Regions from separate parts of the Homo sapiens genome. Here region 2 is linked to region 1. The links are chromatin contacts, found by Hi-C or POLR2A ChIA-PET in ENCODE. All regions are on one chromosome and are shown on one strand. The core of a region is the stretch at or near the end of the contact, and the rest is flanking DNA. Distances in the headings are between cores, read along the strand shown.

Region 1 (2,863 bases), core at 231-2,730:
TGAGGAGAGGTGCTTTTCCATCTGTGTGTCAGGAGAGTCTATCCAAAGTCCTTGAGACAAACGCTTACTGGTGTTAGTGAGCTCTAGAGACCAGCCCCGACACATCCTTGACATGACAGCATTATGATCAGTCCTCCTGCTCAAATGTCCTCATCACTTACCTTTTAGGTTCTATGAGAACAAGGTATAGACATGGAATGCTTTTTATGGTTTTTTTTCTAGTGAGATCTAACTTCTTGATTTCAAAAGAACTGTATGTTTGTTGTAAAACTAAGCAATTAAAATGCCAGCATTGCAAAATGCATAGGATGGTAAAGTTCTCCATTCTAGGACTCTCACTGGAAAGGACATTGGACTGACCCCACTCATTCAGATAAATTTCAAATGCTCAGCAAAACAGATGCCCACCCCCAGGGCACTTTCCTTCTAAAAATGAGCTGCTAGGCCGGGCGCAGTGACTCACACCTGTAATCCCAGCACTTTGGGAGGCTGAGGCGGGCAGATCATGAGGTCAGGAGTTTGAGACCACCCTGGACAACATAGTGAAATCCTGTTGCTATTAAAAATACAAAATTTAGCCAGGCATGGTGGTACATGCCTGTAGTCCCAGCTACTCAGGAGGCTGAGGCAGGAGAATTGCTTGAACCCAGGAGGCGGAGGCTGTGGTGAGCCAAATCATGCTATTGCACTCCAGTGTGGGCAACAGAGTGAGACTCTGTCTCAAACAAACAAACAAACAAACAAACAAAAAGAGCTGCTCCTTGATGGAAATGAGATCTCAGCTAGGGCCAGGTAAGATGTTGATGAAAACTTCAGGAAAATGTCATCACGGATTTTCAAGGCAAAAGAAATGAAATGTCCTTCTAGCCTTCCACCAAGGCAAGCTGAGGAGGCTATGAAAAATGAATTTTTCTTCTAATGAGCAGGCTGGGGGACTGTCTTGAGGACAGAGGTGGGGCATGGTGGAGAGGGATAGAAGAGAGGATATTTGACGTCGATAGCTGGTTTGAACAGCTTCTCCTATAGTGGACAGGGTAGGTGGAGAGTGGGTCGGCCCGAACCGTCCCGAACCAGCCAGCCCCGCATTCCCACCAGGCTACAGGCCTGCTGTGTATGCTTTGTGCTGGAAGAGCTGCTGGCAATGAACAGATGCAGAGGAAAGCCAGCGTGACGGGAGCTCCAGCAGAGCATCACGGAAAGGAGAAACCCACACATCCTAGACTAGCTCCTCAAGAAGCCAGAGCAAGACACACATGTGTGGCGAGGGTTTTTGTCATTAGCCTTCCCCCACAGTCGCTCTCAGAGAACACAGACAGGCTCCTGTTCTGGAGAGGAGGAATAATGCAGCCACAGAAAGTGATTGATTCCCCCTTGACAACTGAGATCATCCAGCATTCCAAGCTGGGAGAATTAATGGATGACTTAACCCTTGCCCAGCAGCCAGCAGCAGGCCCTTGGGAGACCGCCAGCGCCTTTGTCTGTGAGGCCAGAGAAAAGGCCAGTGGCTTCCCCTCCCCTACCATTGTCATAATCATATTCCGCAGTGAAACGTTAAGAGCTCAAAGCAGAATTGTAATTAACCTCGCCTGATCTGTTCCCCGCTGCTGTCCTGGAAGCAGGAGAAGGGAAGCCGGAGGGGCTGTGAGGTTTATCTTGAAATTAAACTTTCTCCACTAAAAGCATTTTAAAGCTCTGTGCTTCCAACAGGGTAAGATCTGTGGACTGAGATCTTTTGTTATTTTTTTTTTTTATTTCCTTCCTCTTTGAAAACTATACTCATAGCAAGGTGGGTGAAACAAAAGCCTTCCCTGCCTGCCATGGATGAGGCTCCGGGCCCTAAGGGTGGCAGCGCCTGTCAGTCTCTGCCTGCCTGCGTTCGTGTTAGGGCTAGGTGATTTCTCAAGTCCATTCAACCACTGGCAGCTTTCGTTCTCCCTGGGATGGAGGGATTCTGGATGACCTGCTGGTGGCCAATAGCTCAGGGCATCTCTGAGTCTGGTGTTAGGTGTTGTGGGGCTGTTGGCAAAGCCATCAGGAAAGTGGCCACCTTCTCTCTTACTCCCACAGGACAGGTGCTGTGTGGCAGCACCAGCTGCCTGCTTCAGGGCCTGCCGTATCCTTTCCACAACTTAGTGAGGCAGGAACCCTTAGTATTCCTATTTCCTGCAGCCCAGAAACATTGGGTAATTTACTCTGGGCCATAAAGCAAGGAAGTGGCAGAGGAGGAACATTTATCCAGGTTTGACTGACATCAGAGACCTGCTCGTAGACCCTGACACCCACCAGGGCAGCCAGGAGCATTGTGGCCTCTACCTAGAAAACCTAGGAGCATCCAGTCACCTCACAGGCTCCTGAGCAAATGCCCACTTAGCCTGAGGGGGAGACCAGTGCTTCTCACACCTAAGCGTGCATCAGAGTCACCTAGAGGGTATATTAAAACACAGATTGCTGGGCTCCACCTCCAGAGTTCCTGACTGTGGAGGTCTTGACAGCAGGCCCCGGAATGTGCATTTCTAACAAGTCCCCAGGTGCTGCTGATGCGGCCAGCCCGGGACCCCTCTTGGAAAACTGCTGGGGTGGACCAGTCCTGCTAAATGGAAAATCTGCCAAAATAGTATCACTTCAGTTCCTGCAGGGTAATTAGAGAATGCTAGCTTTTACCACTCTTTGAATTTTGTGATTTTTATTTTAAATGAAAGTCAACAAAAAGTGTTTCAAGTATAAATTTATATTTCCCAAAAAGTAGTCTGAAGAAAATATACCTCAGTGTCTTGTGGGTGGTAGACGCACAGCTGTTGGTTATTCTTTGTTTTTCTATAGGTTTGAAAGTTTTCAAAATAATTTTTAATGAAAGGAAAGACTA
Region 2 (2,863 bases), core at 207-2,706, 37 kb after region 1:
GAAACAAATGTTATGTTTAACTAGCACTTAACTTTTAAAATTGCTTAATTCTCCTTTCAGATGCATGCACTAAGTCTTCTCTGAGCCTGCAGCAATATTTTAGAGGGACCTCTTCTAAGTCAGAGCCTTGACATTCTACTCCAAAAGGAAGTCCAAATTAGAGCCCATAGGCTTTTTCTTAAAAGCTGTTAAGGAGTAGTAAAGAAAGTTACCACTCTAAGGAAAACATGAAACTATCTGAAAGTCTTCTGGTTCCTAACTGGATACAGATTAGATTATTTTAAATGAGAAAAAAGTGCACCGTAGTTACCCGATCAAGATTGGACTGCCTGTGTCCCTGGCATGAATTAAAGAACCTCCATAGTTGCTTGTTCCCTTCTGAAGGTGTTTCCTATGGCCCACGAGAATTATAAAGCAATCACTTTTTAAGTCTATCAGTCAACCTTAATAGCTCTCAAGAGTTTCGATTATCAAGCTTTAAAGTGATAACATATCAAGATGACTATTAAAAAATAAACATCTCTGAAAGTGTCCTTTCCTCCATAAGGCTTTAAACAATTTGCAAATTCTTAATTGGGAGTATGTCCCAATCATTCTATTAAACTATTTACAGCTCTACCTACTTCTAGATTCAGCAAACAGAGCTACTAGTTAGAGTATTTTGAGAGCCAAAATAGTAAGAGACTTCTGTAATGGTTGAGATTTCTGCACTGACCTTAATTAGGGTACCGCCATAGGGCTACCAAAGTTTTTAGTGAGGGCTGGGGAGGTGGAGCATAAGTAACATTTTTTTTCTGCAGAAGGTGATGGCTTTGTAGAACACTATAAAATTTTTCAGGAAAACATACAGCAAATTTTCTTATCCAGTGGGAACAGCCTATTTGACAAGGAATGATATACAAGTTTGATTCACCTTTGAGCACTCTTATAGAGTTTACAGAAGAGGCGTAACTGGTTACAAAACAAAAGTTACGCCTTCACTATCCAGTTCTTAAAGTTTATCCACATCCTACAAATCTTATGTTCATGTAGGTCAGGTTAAAGTAAGCTCCAAACTTGTGGCCTTCAGAAGCATCTCCTGTTTAACACACCTGAAATTACTCTAACTTAATACATTTGTATTCTCTAAGAAATAATGCTGACTGCTGTCACCACAGCATCACTGATCTCTCAGTGGCTGTTAAAATATAAACAAGTGGAAAAAAAGTATACAAGTTGATAGCAGCTGTTCATGTATTCTTGTTTTGCTAATACCTGTGTAGAGAAAGACAGTTTCACATGCAGATCACCATACATTTTTGCTTAAAGGTTACACTGGGTAAACTGTTTGTTTATCACATTACATCTGGGTGAGATTTTGCATGTGACCAAGAGGAAGAAATCATTCAGTCCCGGAAATAGCAACTGCTATGTAAAACCACATCCTTGACTAGTACTTCATCTTTCCACAGTCATCCATCTGCTAATCAGGTGAAATATCAGCTCAGCAGAACAAAGCAAGTTATACACAAATTTCCCCCACATTCACACTGATGCCGTACTTAGTAATTCTGGTTCTACCATTCCCTTTTGCACTTTTTGCAAGTCAAATTCATGTGGAAAAATGTTCTGTTTGTAGAACTCATAGTATTCACTTATAGTGCTCATGTCAGGAATGGCAAGTGAGTAAGAGCCCCTGATAATCTGCTTTTGTTAGAACGTAATGCAAAGATAATAAAACATGTCCACTTCTTTTCTAGTTCTAATCAGTTTTTAGACATCAAGATTTATTTACTTTGCATGAGATTTGTTTCCTATTATTTGAATATGTGCTATACACTTGAATTAGAAAAACCTGCTTGAATGTATTGTCAGTTATTAAAGCACATGTGACTAAGTTTGCATTTGTCAGTATTGTTCTACTGTTTGTACTGAAAGTCTCATTTTAAAATTGCTACTTAACACTGTACTATACCTTGTAATTTTTTAGATTCTCCACTTGTATTCTTTAAATGTTTCCAGATGCCTTTAGTTTTAGCTGCTGTAAAATAGCTACTTTGCGTTATTTGATATAGAATTGTTTTTTAAAAACTCCATTTATTTATACAGAGACATTTATAATATTTTACAAACATTCTTATATTCTGAATAAATATTTCTAATTCCACAGTGTACCTTAACTGTGTTATTTAAAGGGTAAGGCTATCCTTCTGTAGAACTGTGATATACATGCAGGCAAATATCAAATCCATGATGCTTACATGAAATCAAGAGCCCTAGTCAAAGCAGGGGTCTAGAAGTAAGACTATTATTAGATCAAAATGGCCAAAGAACCCTCATTTATAGCCCATTTTTAGTTGGCTTTTTAAAATTTGGCATAAATAGGAAGTTATCTATTGAAGAGAGTCTTTTCCCCTCTTAAAGAAAGATCATTAAAATGGAATGTAATCAAGGACTGGAAATGCAAGGAAGTCATATAGGACAACAAGATGGCAAGCAGCTTTGCAACACATCTGTTAGAGAAAGATTACAATGTTCTCAAGTTTTCACTATGGAAGCAAAGTAACTTTGACAGTAAGTATAACACCTTAGTCACTCTCCTTTTGAGAATTTAAAATAAAAGTTACTATCATATAGCTGAGGTCTCTAATGGAAAAGAATGTATTTCTTTCCCCCTTGAGATCCAAAGTTAAGTATTCCTATTGCAAAACCTGATTCTAGCACAAACTTAAGAATTGCTGGATTTTAAATATCTAATGAATTCACATCTCAAGCCCTACACTATAATCTTGCTTTAAAGCAACAAACTTAATTGTTTGAGGTATTTTCATTTTTGCAGAGACTCTCGACAATATTTCTTCCTGGGGGTTTTTTTTTTTTTTTT

What was found. Hi-C counts contacts between places; a loop is a spot of excess contacts on that map. ChIA-PET counts read pairs that join two places held with the same protein, here RNA polymerase II (POLR2A). Pooled maps may share reads with other maps.
Region 2: a map of CD4-positive, alpha-beta T cell shows a loop between it and region 1 (2.5-fold over the local background). The contact joins two enhancer-like sites. A Hi-C loop is called at or near these places in 5 of 168 maps with a recorded cell type or tissue (CD4-positive, alpha-beta T cell, CD4-positive, alpha-beta memory T cell, endothelial cell of umbilical vein and 2 more) and 9 of 50 pooled maps. POLR2A ChIA-PET finds 5 or more read pairs at or near these places in 12 of 52 experiments (AG04450, CD4-positive, alpha-beta T cell, CD4-positive, alpha-beta memory T cell and 9 more).

The regions. Positions count from the first base shown.
Region 1 is chr5:113,058,033-113,060,895 of GRCh38, reverse strand. The region is part of intron 14 of MCC (MCC regulator of Wnt signaling pathway); the gene reads left to right. Among named protein-coding and RNA genes, the nearest start is that of DCP2, 83 kb to the right of the region's middle. Within about 2 kb of position 1,480, at least 6 of the 41 ENCODE cell types and tissues checked have a DNase peak (open chromatin) inside an H3K27ac peak, as active enhancers do; they include endothelial cell of umbilical vein, where a contact is called at or near this core.
Region 2 is chr5:113,021,389-113,024,251 of GRCh38, reverse strand. It overlaps DCP2 (decapping mRNA 2), which reads right to left. Exons shown (of 11, transcript NM_152624.6): 11 at 2,057-2,863. It overlaps MCC (MCC regulator of Wnt signaling pathway), which reads left to right. Exons shown (of 19, transcript NM_001085377.2): 19 at 1-2,146. Among named protein-coding and RNA genes, the nearest start is that of DCP2, 46 kb to the right of the region's middle. Within about 2 kb of position 1,456, at least 6 of the 41 ENCODE cell types and tissues checked have a DNase peak (open chromatin) inside an H3K27ac peak, as active enhancers do; they include endothelial cell of umbilical vein, where a contact is called at or near this core.